2 separate regions of the Homo sapiens genome follow, and region 2 is linked to region 1. A link is a loop called in an ENCODE intact Hi-C map of the cell type or tissue named here. Cell type or tissue: heart left ventricle. All regions are shown on one strand. Each heading gives the region's core, and the rest is flanking DNA. Links, peaks and the distances in the headings are about the cores only. Region 1 overlaps FNDC3B (fibronectin type III domain containing 3B). Region 2 overlaps FNDC3B (fibronectin type III domain containing 3B).

Evidence for each region. Hi-C counts contacts between places; a loop is a spot of excess contacts. Peaks named below come from ENCODE experiments on the same cell type or tissue, not always from the same donor. Only the 100,000 strongest peaks of a DNase experiment are listed, where the experiment ranks them.
Region 2: a loop joins it to region 1, with 1.8 times the contacts of the local background. A loop is called at or near these places in 15 of 110 quality-filtered maps.

Annotation. Positions count from the first base shown.
Region 1 is chr3:172,198,157-172,206,561 of GRCh38, reverse strand. All of the region lies in intron 3 of FNDC3B (fibronectin type III domain containing 3B), which reads right to left. Among named protein-coding and RNA genes, the nearest start is that of FNDC3B, 160 kb to the right of the region's middle. In heart left ventricle, for the core only: a CTCF peak has its summit at 4,393; a DNase peak (open chromatin) is centred at 5,331; H3K27ac peaks cover 4,421 bases.
Region 2 is chr3:172,149,104-172,157,508 of GRCh38, reverse strand. The region is part of intron 3 of FNDC3B (fibronectin type III domain containing 3B); the gene reads right to left. Among named protein-coding and RNA genes, the nearest start is that of FNDC3B, 110 kb to the right of the region's middle. RefSeq lists enhancers at 4,134-4,223, 3,936-4,230. In heart left ventricle, for the core only: no CTCF peak of the experiment used is centred there; DNase peaks (open chromatin) are centred at 4,058 and 4,438; H3K4me3 peaks cover 299 bases; H3K27ac peaks cover 2,927 bases.

The sequences.
Region 1 (8,405 bases), core at 168-8,167:
TCAGCTTCCTGAGTAGCTGGGATTACAGGCGCCCGCCACCACCCCCAGCTAATTTTTGTATTTTTAGTAGAGACAGGGTTTTGCCATGTGGGCCAAGCTGGTCTCAAACTCCTGAGCTCAGGTGATCCACCAGCCTTGGCCTCCCAAAGTGCTGGGATTACAGGCATAAGCCACCGCGCCTGGCCTTTCAAGTACACTTTCTTTGAGATAGGATCCCAAGAAATAACTTACAAACAACATTATTCACGCAAAACCATTTTAGGTCCAATCCTCTAGCAATGGAACCATATGACCCCCTTTCCACTCAGGGCAACATTTCAGATAACCAGTAACTATTAAACATGGCATTAATGAGCTGCAATAAACATTACTCCTATAAAAATCATCTGAAACTGGCCAATTTCAATCATCCCTATAGTCTCTTGAGAAAAGCTACTTACACTAGGCAATAGTACTATTACCCTACGGTTGTAAAAATGTTGCTTCCAAGCTTTACATATAAACATATCCCCGCTCAATCCATCATCATAAAGAAATATGATTGAATATTTTTATATTAGCATCTAACTACATATAAATATCCTGATTTTATACTAAGATACCTCATAATGGTTGACTTTAAGTTTAAAATCAAGCTCTCAATTAAGTTCTGAACAAAATGTATTACCCAGCCCTATCTACTAGACCACAATGTAATTCAACCAATTTATAATAATAATAACCAGGAATTAATTAAATGTGGAACTTCTTTCTGTGACAAAAACAAAGAGGAGCAAACTTCTTTACCTACAGAATGCATTATCTTTCTGATCTTAGCCTCCTAGTACTTAGATTTTGATGACCTTCAGACACTTTTCCAAAACCATATGATATGATACACATACTCCAAGAAATAAAGGAAAGATAAATAGAAAACTCTACAAGGAGAATGCAGATTTCTTCCCTCGCCAACCGTAGTGCTGTAGTAATTGTGGCAGATACTGGGGCCATCCTCCTCTAACTTCAATTCCACACTCCACAAATGACTAGTTGTGAGATCCTAGGCATGTTAGTAAACCTTTCTCTGTGCCTTGGTTTCCTCACCTGTAAAATGAAGAAAGCAATGGTAACAATTTCACAAGATTGTCTGAGGAAGAAATTAGTTAACATATATAAAATACTTAGAAGAGTACCTGGCACATGGTTGGCTTCCCAGCTGGGCTAGCTGAGATCATTACTATTACATCAATGGCAGCCATGGTTGCCAGGCCCTCTCCTACCCCAACTGTCCCTGCTATTCCTGTTATATTTCCAGTAAGTTTAAAGAACTAGATTTTTCCATGAGTACAGTTAGTCCTGGATAAGAATACCCAGACAACCAAATGGTAAATACTGTAGCCTGGGCGGGGGATGGTAATTCTGGTTTTAAACTTTTATGGGTTATATATGCCAAAAAAATCATTTACTACAGGTAGGCAAATAAATACTGAGTTCTCACTGACTAAGGCCAGGCAACGGTTTACTGCTGCAGAGAACTACACAGAAATCTACCTTTCCACTCACAAAAGCATTCTGTCCTTCCCGTCTCTCTCCATTTCCACTACAATGCCGAGTGAAGCTGTTCAGTGTTGAACATGTACTCAATAAGCAACACAGACCAGAATGGTAAGTGTCCTGTGCATGCCATGTGCTCACTGAGTTTCATTATCAGCAATGTTGTTTTTCCACCCACTCAACCAAGGTTTCTGAAATTTAACACACAAAACAATGGGTAATTGCAAGGAATGCCACATCTTTTCCATGGGCTCTGTCCGCAGTTCATGCAGCGAATACTAGACTTTGCCAGAAGGTACTATTACTGTCAACTTATAGAAAGTGACTAAACTGACAACAACAAAAAAACCCACTTTATTTTCACCCTTTCATATACAATAGGTTTGTAACCCTAAAACTAAGAGACAGTTTATAAAGTAATCAAAACTCCTTCATATGTATCAATTAGCCTTTTCTTAAGGGATTATCCAGGTGGAATAAAACTCTGTCACCCATTTAATAACACATTATAAATGTATTCTATGCTTTTATTTTTGTCTGTGCATGTATGTATACATGCACAGAAATGGACCATGAGTTGGAAACTCAGAGTTCTATTTTGCTCAGGAGAAATAAAAAATATTCTCACAATTCTATTTGCCAAGGCAGCCTGGTTTATTTATGAAAACTTGGCCACAAATGGTCAGAATAAAGGCATTTCAATGGGGCTGTCTCTTTATTCCTTTTTCTCTGCTCTTTTCTCACTCTCCTTAAGAAGCGTCTCCGGTGCATGCTTGGTTTCTAAAGGTCTGATGAGACTATGGATGCTACAGTGAATGCTGAAGTCTGAAAGAAATATTTCTCTCTCCCTCGCTTTGAGTCAGAAAATTCTGAACACAAGAGGATCCATTCAAGGCATGATGGAGTGCCTCACAGAGGCAGCAATATGTTCACAGTTGGCAAACACAGATCTGTTTGGACAGTGAGTACAGCCATCCACTCAGCAAACATCAGCTTTCCTATTAGTTCACAGCAGAAAGAACGAGACGCTGGCGGCCCTTCTTTCAGACTCCAACACCACTTTGGGACAAGCCTTCTAAACAAAATGCCTTTGTCTGACAGTCACAATTCAGTGGGTCCCAACGGCTTTCTTAGAAGCTATGTCTGTCTATTCACAATCACATTCGGGCCCAAAAATCATTTGTAAAAGTCTGAAGGGAAAAAAAGTGACGGGAAATACCCCAATTTCATTGTGTAATAAAAGACAAGGGGTGCCTGAATGGCTTTACACCAATCACTAAGAGCAGCAGCTGGAAAGGTATGAAATGTATGATGGATTCTCATGGGATGTCTCTCCCCTTAGGTGCTTTTGGGAGCCTGCCTGTTGTTACCACTGCGATCTGGAAGAACACCAAGCATAATCTTTCAAAGAAAATCAGCGAAAAGATAAAGCAAATCAAAGGGCAAACCTCCTATTGAGTTTCATTCTTATGTGAATGTAACATCCTTCCCCATAAGGTTTCAAAATAAAATGCTTATGCAGTTTCTTAAGAATTGATGGCTCAGAAAGATAGAAAAACTGGCTAGGATGTTCTGTTATACCAAAATTTCACCAAATCCTCAATGTCATAAATAAATAAATTCAAAGAGAAGACAAACCGATGTCCTGTCTTGCTTTCTCCCGCCTTTGGGCATGAATTTGCTATCTGACCACTTGCTCCTACATACCTGACAAAAGAAACCCATCAGAATGACATTTTGTTTAGCATTAACACAAAATCCAAAATTTTAACAAGAAATTACAACATTCTCCTTTTAAAAATATGAGTAAGTGCCACAGGGGAAGGGGGGCAGGGAGAGAGACAATGTCCTCCAGGATGTTAGAGTGCCCACAGCTTGTCACATATTTTTATTGCTAAGTATTCATTCCCACTTCTATATATATCGAAAATAATGGGTAAATTTCAGAATCCACAGAACTCCCCATGTAATATGTTTTTAAGGACAAACACTCAGGAAAACTACTGCCAGCCCATGGCCGGCTTTGGTACAGCTCACAAGCTAAAAATGGTTGTCACATTTTTAAAGGGTTGTAAAAGAGTATGCATCAGAGACTGTATGTCTGCAAAGCATGTTATTTACCATCTTGCCCTTTACAGAAAAAGTGTGCCACACCCGCAGCAAACTATTAAAAAGGCTCAAGTAATAATTCTTAATTTTGTTTAAGCCAAATCATGAATGTGGAGCAAAATTATGAATGTGCTTTCAGGCAATCTCTTCCAGGGGTCATGGACCAGAGACTCAGGGGAAGGTGGAATGACCGCCCTGAGAACAGAAGGGTCTACACGGGAATCTACTCATTCAATAACAGATGGTTAATGAGACCATTCTTAAGACTTTATAAGAAGACAAATCTTGCATCCTTTGGGAAAGAGACCAATACACTGTTCCGTTTGGAGAATTTCTAACTTACAAAATTAGGAATAACCACTTGCCCTTACAAGGGGGTGTTAGTTGAATCAAGTGTGTCAAAGGATATGACAGAAAGTATCTAACAGGGGACGGGAGGGATCTTTACTACTATCATGTGTAGTTCTCTGGTCTTCTTGTAGAATACACAAAAGGAAATACTGGCCGAAAAAAAGCCAAAGCAAGGCAGAAGGCTTTATAAAATTCTTACTTTTTCTTTCTACATGCACAAATACAACCTCATACAGACCAGTCTGTATTGCTTAAGACTAAAGATTTCTGTGTTTTTCAATGAATAAAGGAAAGACGCCTTTTTGCAGGGAATGCTTAGCCCAAATTTCTAACTTACAAATAAAGAGTCATTAAAGAGAGGGAGGAAAAAAAGGGTACCGGGAAATTCTAGATGATGTAACTTCAAGTTCCTGCCTCATGATGGCCGACTCAACTCAGTCTGGAAATCTGGCATATGTGATTTGCCAGCTCAACTGCAGTTGCCTTTTAAGGAGCTCAAAATTTCATGCACTCAAGGGTTTATTTGTGAAGCCAGTCACTTTTTAGGAACTAATCATATATACATAATATTCTAAGTACAACATGTATCCAAGTTATTACATCATGCAAAAATGCACGAAGTAGAGCTGCCAGATAAAAGAGCACACCCAGATAAAGTTGAATTTCAAAAACACAGCAAATAACTTTTCATACCAGCATATCCCAAGTACTGCATGGGACACAATTACACTAAAAAAATGCTGTATATCTGAAATTCAACTTTAACTGGGCATCCCGTAAATTTATTTCCTAAATCTGGTAACCCTGCCATGAAAACATGAAGGCTATTCTGATATCCACTAAACAGCTGCCATCTTGTAACACGCCATGGTCTGGAGTTGGAGAAATTGCTAAGGGTGACTCAGACTCTCATTAAGTCAGCATTTCGTGCAAAGAATGGTCTAGAAAGATAGTTAATACCCACCAGGAGATTCCCATTGCTTTGCTTAGACAACCACAGGGAAATAAAAGGCCCATGATAGGGAAATCCTCTAGAGCTTACAGTACTGCTACCACTTCTCATGAGGTCACACTGAACAAAAGAGCCCAGTGGCAGAAGAACACTGCTGGGGAGCTAACTAAAAGGCCCACTCCACCGCACGTACGCACGCATATCCCATGTCCCTAATATGTCCAAGTAGTAGTGTTATTGTTTGTTTGTTGTTATGGGAGAAAGAAAAGAGGAAAAAAAACCTCACAGACACTCCAGGGTCTGGAGAGCAGCCAGAAGCAGGGTGGAAAAACTCCACCCTGCGCTTCCCCCACTGGGGCTGCAGCTTTCGTGAGAGGGCACCATGCCAGAACCCAGCCATTCTGGTAGGTTTCCAATGGAAGCGCTAACAGAACTTCACCGTAGGAGCCATTAGAGAGGCTGGCTGGGGCAGGGAGCTCTGAGAATATGGCTGGCCAAGTATTCAAACAGGAATAAGATAGTAAGCATAAAAATTCTGAACCACTGTTCAAACAAATCCATAAAGAAGTTGGTTTCCATTAACAAGTGTTATTCAAACTCTAGCTTTCTGCCCACATATGTGTACGGCAGAGATATTGAAAACAATTGCCACAAAGATAGCTCTTTTGTTAAAAATTAAACAAAAGAAAGGTACTCGGGTGCTGGGTACCCTTTTGAGAAAACGCTTCAAATTCTCTTTCCCCTCCCAAACAACAAGATCCATTTTTACCTAGTTTTCAGGTACAGTTTTATTTTTCAAGCTAGGTCACTTATCTGAGGGAATATACCATTGCATTCATTTGTTTAAACTACGGCTCAAATGACAAAAACAATTACAGATGCTCCTCCACTTAAGAGGGGGGTTACATTCTGATAAACCCAGCATAAGTTGCAAATATCTTGTCAAAATTGCATTTAATACACCTAACCTACCAAACATCATAGCTTAGCCTAGCCTGGCTTAAACACACTCAGAACACTTACATTAGCCTACAGTTGGGTGAACGCATCTAACATAAACACTATTTTATAATAAAGTATTGAATAACTCATGTAATTTATTGAATACTGTACTGAAAGTGAAAAACAGAATGGTTTGCACGGGTACTCATATGGTTTTTGCCAAATGCATATCACATTTGCACCATTATAAAGCCAAAAAATCACAAGTCTAACCATTGGGGACCTTCTGTATACAGCAGGTCTTTGAATAACGTTTCATTCAACATCATTTCATGATAACATTGATAAGAGAAAACAAAATTGACTCCTGGCCAAGGCCTCTGTGTGGAGTTTCCCCGTTCTCTTCTCCTCATGTCTGTGTGGGTTTTCTCTAGGTACTCCAGTTTCCTCTCACATCTGAAAGATGTGCACATTAGGTGCACTGGTGTGTCTAAACTGTCCAGTCTAAGTGAGTGTGGGTATGTGTTTGAGTGTGCCCTGTGATGGAATGACATCCTGTCCAGGGTGGGTTCCATCTGTTCCTTGTAATATCAGGATAGGCTCTGGCCCCCGCAACACTGAACTGGAATAATGGGTTAGAGAATGAATGAATGAATGAATGAATGAATGAATACAAAGTATTGTAAAACAGAAATGTGTAAAGTATATGGTAACCATACAAATGCACGAAACACAAAAGCGCGCAGAGAACCCACCATATTTATTGTTTGTTTGTAAACTGTGTGGTGGCAGGAGATGTTCCTCACAATTTTCACTTCGCAAACATTTATTCCTTAATTTAACCTGCCACCACCATGACTGCTGTCACTCACTCACTGGGTAAATAATTGTCTTCCTTGTTTTTATCAATCTTTCTTAAATGTGTGTATAGCTCACATTTATTTCCATGTTTACCATTAGAAATGTTTGGGGTCTTTGTTTAGAAGTTTGGTGATGTTTTGGGGGCCTAAAATATGCCACAGGAATTTAATTCTATTTATATCAATTAGCCTATGGTAAAATTAGTTTCATTATACATCATTTTGCTTAAAATAGCAGTTTCCAAGAACCTATTGATGACATTAAGAAAGGATTTAACTGTATACATAACATTTTCCTTGGTAAGTTCAATAGTGTTTTCAAAAATAAAATATTCTAGCCGGGCGCGGTGGCTCACACCTGTAATCCCAGCACTTTGGGAGGCCGAGGCGGGCGGATCACGAGGTCAGGAGATCGAGACCATCCTGGCTAACACGGTGAAACCCCGTCTCTACTAAAAATACAAAAAATTAGCCAGGCGAGGTGGCGGGCGCCTGTAGTCCCAGCTACTCGGGAGGCTGAGGCAGGAGAATGGCGTGAACCCGGGAGGCGGAGCCTGCAGAGAGCCGAGATCGCGCCACTGCACTCCAGCCTGGGCGACAGCGAGACTCCGTCTCAAAAAAAAAAAAATAAAAAATAAAATAAAATATTCTAAACAGCTTCCCTTGGAATATTAAAAATGAAAATGGGCCAAGCATGGTGGCTTACACCTATAATCCCAGCACTTTGGGAGGCTGAGGAGGAAGGATCATTTGAGGCCAGGAGTTTAAGACCAGCCTGGGCAACAAAGTGAGACCCTGTATCTACAAAAAAAATTTAAATATCACCCAGGCATGGTGGTGCACACCTGTAGTTCCAGCTACTCGGGAGGCTGAGGCAAGAGAATCACTTTAAGCCCAGGAGTCCAAGGCTGCAGAGAGCCATGATCACACCACTGCACTCCAGCCTGGGTGACAGAATGAGACCTTATCAAGGAAATGGAAAAGAAAAGAGCTCTTCTTCTTCTTCCTGTTCCTATTCCCTACCTCCAAGGTAGATATCCCAGGCTTAGGGGGTCAGCTTGATATGGGGAGTCAGGAGTGGGATAAGGAAGATGTCTAGATGTGGGAACAGCGCAACATGGAGTATCCACATAAAAGAATGGCCTGTTATGCAATGTGGAAAACAGTCAGGAGGAAGACATCACCTACGATGGCAGTCTGACATCAGGTATCAGAGCCTAGGGTGTGAGGGAAAGATGCACTGAGAGGCTGGTTACATGTACACGTGTCAGATTTCTGTCATAGAAATGGTAGAAGTTTTACAAATATAGAAAGAATTAGAACAACCCCTTGAGTGTTGGATCAGAATTGGAGGTATCAGTGTAAACTCCTTGATATCAAACTACATAGTAAGATGTAAAAATAAATATGTGTTTTTATGCATGTGTATTACCTATGGTGAGTGTCCAAGTATATTCATACATACATTCAAGTATTCTCCAGCTCTATCCACTAAGAGTTTTGGAGAGGCACAACTGCAATACTAACAGGCACATGTACCCCCCCACAGATCTTGGCTTCTAAATACGATTCTCTATTAAAAAAGAAGCCAGGACTTCTTAGAGAAATGGCTCATTCAGGACTAAGGCAGGAAAAGTACAAGATGAATATGAAACATC
Region 2 (8,405 bases), core at 48-8,047, 49 kb after region 1:
AGAACCACTCCATATTTTAATTATGGTAGTGATTATTACAAATCTGAATGAGTTCCGTGGACTGTACTCATGTCTATTCCTGATTTTTATATTAAAATATAGTTATGCAAGATGTTACCATGAGGCAAAACTAAGTGAAAGATACATGGAACTTCCCTGCACATTTTTTGCCACTCCTTAAAAATTCATGATTATTTCAAAATAAAAGTTTGAAAAAAAAAATACCAGGAGCTTTGGTACCATCTTGGGTTCATGTTCTGGCTCTACCACTACTTTGGATAAGTTAGTTGGCCTATCTGGACCTTTGTTTCTTCATGTTTAAAATAAGGAAAATAATATTTGCTGGCAGCTTAGCGAAACTTAAGAAGAGAAAAAGAAAAATAACAACAGATCTCATCTCAGATAAATGGGACCAGATGGCAAGGTATTTTTCAAGAATAGTATCATATATGACACTGCTTGTATAATTAAGTTACACAATCCCCTTACAACTTTTCACAGTCCATTGATAAATGTGACTTTTCTTTTTGTAGACAATATTAGGTTTATACTTAAAAGCACTGTTATTAGAACAATAGCCATGTCACCATGCAGACCGGAATATTGAGGACAAGTAAACTTCTGATAGTCCGTAATCTGATGAAACACACCTCAAAAGGTTAAAAAAACATTCTACAAGGATAAGTGATTTGACCTGGAATTCGATACGGTTCATTTCCACATCAAGATCAAACAGATTAATTAGCTGCTTTTTAACCAAATAAATACTGGTTGCTTTAGAGAGCAGACAGTGGGGAAAAAAAAAAAAAAAAAACTTCAAAACTCAGCACTAGCCACTTTTCTCTGTAGATCCCTTTCATGGTTAGGTTTTCCAGGTTCAATTAGCAAAGGATACATACAAAGAAACGTTGAAGATCTTGGCTAGCAACTTGACACCCTCAGGCCTACCTGGTTCCTTCTTGCAACGCAACGGAAATTCCTGTGCCAGTCACTTGCTGGCTGCAGATCCCTGCCAGCCCATGTGAAAGCGGCTGCCAGCCTTCAGGCAGCAACCTGCCTGGCTATGTCTTGCGCACACTTCCTCTTGCCTCCATCCAAGACCAGAGGGAATGGCCACTTGGAGCCGATGGCTAATGGTGGGAACAACAGCAACTCGGAGCCAGATTTTGTCAAATTGTATTTGAGAAAAAGGAGAGAGGACAGGATGCCAAACAAATGACAGCCTTAGTTCTATTGCTCAAAACAATTTTATTTGTTTATGCAATTGATGATGGCAAAACACATGAGATTAATAAAAACTTTTTTTAATAAGGCAAAGAGACTTGTGAGGCTTTGTGAGGGCTCTGAAGTTTCATTTAAACAAAGAGTCTCCTGAAAATCTGTAATGCAGAAATTATCTCATTACCATCACACAAAAGAATGATCACCCCCCACTGACATGGCCTCCTACTCGCAGTTGTATTTGAAGAATACATTTACCAAAACCATTTAGAAAAAGAGTCTCTGGGCAATTTTTTTTCTTTTTCCAGTATAAGTTGAGGAAAAAAGCATATAGTTACATATACAGCTCTTCTGCCACTGCAACGGATTAACAGATAAGGCTGTTTCTCCCCTTCTAGTCCCGGACCAAGTACAAATCCAGCCTACAACAGTAACAACAAAATACCATAAATGATGTGGGTAACTTTCTAATTCCACCAAGGCATGGTTCAAGAAAATCAGAGCCTCTTTAAAGGAAATCAAGTGACTTTACTGAAAATGGAAATAGGCCTATTACATATTTAATATCCCATCCTCTCCATTCACTCCTATTTTGCTCTCTTTTCTTACAAAATTGTTTGCCCTGGGCAGAGGCTTCTGTTGACTGAGTTAGAGGCGAGCAATAGGAGAAAATGGCTTCCAGGAAAGGGGAAAACACTGGAAAACCTGGCCAATGTAAATGATTTCCAAAATCTGTTTGTAATCACAAGTCCACCTACCTACTAGACTTGAGGCTATGCAGGAAAGTCAGTGCTGAACCAGGAATGAGGTCAGTATGACAGACCTGAATCTGCCTTGGTTCTGTTCCATAATCTAGGCTGAACAATCCAGAAAACAAATGCAAGTGAATTGTGTAGACAACTGACACACCAGGAACTAAGGGTTACACCATATACCAAAACTCATCCAACAATCAGATTGGGATGCCACAGCTGTAAAGAGAATCAGGGAATCAAACTGCTTTCCTATCTCCAAAGAAGAATCCTCCACGAGAGGGACTTACTGAAGCTTAAACAAAGAAAACTGAGAAAGATTTTCCACTATCTAAGTCAGACAGTCTCCACATTCTCCCTATGACTTTGGCTGGGTATTTGAGGATCATCTTTGACTAAGTTCTCTTGGTAATTTTCCATATCCAGTTTCTGTAACTTAAAAACTTAACCATACTTTAAAATGCTAAGGGCTCTTCCTTTCAAAGCTTCCCTCCATCTCCAATCCTACTGCCGCCCCCCAGTGACCTCACACCTAGACTAATGAAACCACCTGGGCTGTTCTCTGTGGTTTCCAGCTCTGACCTACAAACACATAGAGTACATCACCAGCCCCCGACTTGTCCCACCAGCACCCCACTTGTTCCCACGCAGGGTGGGAAGCCATTACAGCAGCTCCTGGAGAGATCACGAAGGCTCAAAAGCAGGAGACAGATTAAAGTTATAAAACTTTTATTCCCAGGCACCTTGAAAGTTATCATAATGACCTAACACCGTGACCCTACCAAAGGTAAAATTCCCTCACCTATAAAATTAAGGTTGTAGATTTCATCAGTGGTTTCTCAATTAAGTATGCGGGAGTGTGGAATGGTCAGGGGAAGAGTTTCCAGGGCCACTACTAAAAGAAAGATGAGCAGCTGGGCTCCGGCCTCTCTGCCCTCAGTCAGCTCCACCTGCACGTTTTGTACAGTGGGCTTTCAGGTGGGAGTAACTGAAGACAAAGTTCTACGATCACTTCTTAGAAGAAACCATAGCCTGGGCACGGTGGCTCATGACTGTAATCCCAGCACTTTGGGAGGCGGAGGACGGCGGATCACGAGGTCAGGACCATCCTGGCCAACATGGTGAAACCCCGTCTCTACTAAAAATACAAAAATTAGCTGGGCATGGTGGCACGCACCTGTAGTCCCAGCTACTCGGGAGGCTGAGGCAGGAGAATGGCTTGAACCCAGAAGGTGGAGGTTGCAGTGCACCAAGATTGCAACATTGCACTCCAGCCTGGTGACAGAGCAAGACTCTGTCTCAAAAAAAAAGAAACCATTAACGGTCTCGATCAGATTACAATTAAAGTCCCATCTCACTCTAAAATTCTGTGATACTATGACTTTTGGGGGGCCTATTAGAAGACAGTAACAAGGAGCTGTCCTGGATGCCTTCAAATAAGCAAACTCAAAAAATATTCAGTAGTGGCTGAAACAAGCGCTTATCGAGCATCAAGCGGGAAGCTGACAGCACTGAAGGGAAAACTAGGCCACAGGATTTGCTCCTGAGCAGTTTCTCAGAGTCCTTTTCTCCAGTTCCTACCAAGTTGAGGGAACTTTTTCCACCAAGACACAAACTCTAGTCTTTTGGTTTAGGTTTTTGTTTCTTTACTACCTGTCTGCAGGATAGGGCTAAGAGCTCACATCGCCACCAACCTGTGCAACAGTGTGGCTGTGAAGGCTGCAGTCCAGTCTGGCCTCCTCAAAGCATCCTCTCAGATGTTTGAGACAGACTGGGGCTTACCCCAGAAGGTAACTCCTGCTGATAAGAAATCCTTCCTAGGGCCAAACAAATCACTGTTTGACTCTTGAGGCATTCTTCACTCCTGTTTTTCTTCCTCCTCCTTCCTTCCTATAAGAAAGGTGTCTTTTAAGTATATCTACCAGGAAACCTGAATAGTTAGGCGCTTTCCCCTCTGAATTTGTTCCGTATCCCGCTGGTGATTCATGCCCCCAGCCTGCTCCTTCCTCAGTACACTGAGGTGGCTCTGTTCTGCTCAGTTGTGGGAGGCCACGTCAGCAGGAAACAGCACTGGCTGCCAGGTCACATTCAAGACAGTCTGGAGCAAGGCAGCGTGCAGCACATGCAGGACAGAGGCCGCCTCTGTGGTTTCTCCCAAGTGCAGGGAGCACTCGGCTTGGAAAAAAAGGCTGGCCTCTGAGCACTACAGCAACACCAGCTCAGGGGAGACACAGAATACTATCTTTGAGACTTTCCCCGTTTTTCAATGTTCCCCAGATATTCCCAGCTCTAGAGTTATTATTTTCTCTTCTTCTCCTTTTCTTAGAGGGCTTACTGTACTGTATCCAAATTCACATTTGGAAAAGGCTGCCACAAGCCAAATCAAACTTCATCGTGGCTTTCTGGCTCCCAAGCCCGACAGAGGAAATTCTGCACACCCCATCAACCAATCTCAGCGGTCCCGACACCCATGAGTCAGGATGGAAAACCTGACCCAGGGGCCGACACAGAAAAGTGGTCACTACAGGCCTTTTTCCTTCTAAACACATACGGTAAACACAGTAAACAAAGAAGCCATGCCAGATGTCATCATAATACCTCACAGGATGGATTCACGACAAGCAGCAAATGAATTGTTCTGTGCAAAGAGACAATGACAATACCACATTTCACGTAGCTGGCCCAGTGAGTCCAAAATCAATCCTCATGTAAACCAACATGATTAAGGGGAAAGAGCTGAAATAGCAGGGCTCCTAGGCACCTGGATTCCTAAGCATTTAATTTGTTGCAAATTTCAAACAGGGGTCCCGTGAAAAGAAGAAGTGTGATTTTTTTCAGAAACTTTGTAAGTTGAGCACGTTCCCCTCTGCTATCAGGGGAAGGGCTCTTAAAAGACAGCCCCAATGTCAAAACCTTCTCTCCAAAAATACCAGGTTTGAAGAAAAAAAAAAAAAAAAGCCCTTCCCATGGAGAATGTGAGTGGCAGAAACAGGAGAAAAAACAGGAAACAGGAGGTGAAGACAGGGAGTAGTTGAGGACATGAAGGGTACGGAGAATGGGCAATGGATGGAGAACGGACAGGAAGCAATGCAACACACCCGTGGAAACACAGCAAAGGCAGTCTGATTCTGATCCTGATTCTGACAATTTTGCCAGGCACTGCGCTACTACTTAGAAGGCGTTAAGTACCCCATACATACACACAGAAACCCAAATGCAAAAGGAGTGGGGAGTGAAGGGGTGAGGCTTCTAAGAGAGGTCTACAGCAATATGGGCATGAAGAGTGAGCCAGTAAAGGGAGAAAACCACACAGAGCCAGGAGGCCACCTATGGCTGCAAAACCAGCGATTTTTGTGAAGAGGAATTGGCAGCCAAAACAAACCGAAATGTTATATAGGTACTTAGAGAGTTGGTGATGTAAAAGGTATTCCTTTTTATTTCCAGTCATTTGTGAACATGAAGAAGCCTGACAGACCCTCTAAAGTGAGCGGCCAATTCATCAAACCTGGTGATCAGACAGGGACTGAGTATCCACAAGTGGATATCACCAGCTCCTCTACTGATGGGGAGAATGAAAATATTAGATTCTGCTACCTTTTAACTTACTGAAAACCAGAGAAATACAGTAAGCCCTCACATAACGTCATCCACAGGTTCCTGGAAGCTGCAACTTTGAGTGAAATAACGCATAACCGTTTTTCCCCTCATCAATGCTGTAACAAATCCACATCGAAGGAAACAACGCAACTCAAGGACCTGTTATATGTTTCACTTACAGTTTCCAAGAACCTATCCACAACATTACATGAGGACTTAGGGTATTTCAAGTTTAATTAGCTACCGCAGGTTTTAAATAAATATACATTTTCATGGAAGAAAAATCACCTACTAATCTAGGATAACATTTTAAAAGCATTTCCAAAATTAAAACTACCAAATCTCAAATACTTCTTGTACATCTGGAATAAATTTAAATTAGTTATTATGCAAGTGAAGTATCTAGAGGTAGATGGGCTAGATCCAAAGGTAATATATCTCTCTTGGTTAACACTGTAGGAAAAAAAAAGAGGTTGGGGGAGTGGGGAGTGGAGTCGGGGAGACGGTAAGTAAAGAAAGCTAAATAGTTTCCATATAAAGTTAGAAGCACATTTAGATTGCTGAACTGGGTTATGTAGTTTTTAATAGGATAATGCTACAACAGCAAACACGTGAACAATGGAAACCTTAAAATTATTTAAAACCCAAAGTGTAGACTTTACCAAAAGGTTAGACAAAGCAGAACACACGGAAGTGGTAGCACTGGCAAATATACACTCACACATACAGAGTGTGTGTGTCTGTATGAGTACACACAAATATGCATACATATGCACACACAAAAAATAAATAAGGCTTTCCGCATAATGAGACAAACTAACAAAGAATATCACAAGATTATGACTTGTATGTAAGTCCTCCAGGGCATATTTAGAAGCAATGATGTTTAAACAAATTAGTCATATTTCTACAACTAAGGAGATTGAATAGAAAGCTATCTCAATTTTTTCATACACACAAAATGATTATGCAAACACAAACTTAGAAAAAAAACCTATGTAGATTTGTTATTTTTTAAAAAATACCTAGATGAGAAAAATAAAGAGTAGTGTATTTTATGGATTATTTGAAACTTGAAGGATAAACACTTGAGCGGATGGACACCCCATTCTCGATGATGTGCTTATTTCACATTGCATGCCTGTATCAAAACATCTCAGGTACCCCATAAATATATACACTTACTATGTACCCACAAACTTTTTTTAAATAAAAAATTATAAGCATATTTCACCGATTCCAAGTACCTTTTTCACATTTTCACATCTCCTGAAAAAGGAAGTCAACTTAATCGGTGGTGTTATCTCTTTTGTAGAGACATTTAAAAAAAAAGAATGATGCATTTAAAAACCAATGGCATAGATTTGACAAAATGACACCAAATAATCCTAAAAAACCAACTGGAAAAGGACAACTATGTGTAATGCCCCATAGATGAGAGACAAGCAGAAAGGCCATCCCATCTAGCTCAGCAGATAAGAGGTGTACGCATGGGGGATGGGGAGTCAAGACACACACACATCCTTTAGCTGAGGCAGTACACCTAAAATGAAAAGGTACCACTTCTCTGTTTTAGAGTTTTTTCATTCACAAATAATTCAAAACCTTAAATATTAGACATAAAAGTTAAATCTACAATTTTTTTTGAAGTGCAACGTAAACTAAATACTTATGACAATACTATCTTTAAAAATATTCTGGGACCCAATAATTGTATCTAAATCTCTGAAGGTGAGGCCCAAGCATCAGTATTTTTTAAAAATCTCTAGCTATTCAAACATGCAGCCAAGTTTAACAACCAGTGAGAGAAAGCACCCGACATGGCTGGGCGTGGTGGCTCACACCTGTAATCCCAGCACTTTTGGAGGCCAAGGTGGGTGGATCACAAGGTCAGGAGTTCGAGACCAGCCTGGCCAATATGGTGAAACCCTGTCTCTACTAAAAATACAAAAATTAGCTGGGCACGGTGACGGGCACCTGAAGTCCCAGCTACTCGAGAGGCTGAGGCTCGAGAATCGCTTGAACCTGGGAAGCGGAGGTTGCAGTGAGCTGAGATCATGCCACTGTACTCCAGCCTGGGTGACAGAGCAAGACTCTGTCTCAAAAAAAAAAAAAAAAAAAAAAAAAAAAAACACCCAACATACAAAAGGTATACACAAGCTTTTTTAAAGTAGCAATTATTAAAACAAGAGAAATCACACTGGATTAATTTTCTTTCCTGTTGTTACTAGTCAAGAGTAACATATGCTTATAAAATTTTAGAGAAATTTATGTAGGACCTAAAGTAAGGTCTCAATGATAATTTAAAATCTCACTTTCAAGTAGAAAATCCTAGATAATTAAGCTCTTGAAATCTGCCCACACTTGAACCTATTTAAGTAAAGCTTTAAGTATTTTCATAAAAATTAGGGACATATAAACTGCAGAGAACGCCACAGGAATTAAAGAAAGAAAAGAGAAAAGGGGTGGTAAAAATAATTTTAGAAATTATCTGTTCTAATCCTCTTATTTTAAGGTGAGAAAACTGAACCCCTGATCAATGGAACCAGACTAAATGGTAAGGAATTGAAACCTGTATCTGGGGACCCTCTTCCTCTTCTCAGAGCCAGAAGGTTTCAAACCGTTAGGTGTCTTCATTTAAAGTGGAAGAGAAAATTTAAGAATCTAGTTAATTGATTTTTTACTGTATAAATTCAAGTCCAATGACTTTTCAAGTGAATTTCATAAAAACAAACAAAAACAGCTGCACATAACAAAGGGTCTGTGGAAGGTGCAGAGTTAGTAAGATTTGTATCAGTGAAGGGAAACAGGCTTGAAACAAATTTAAAGAGGCCA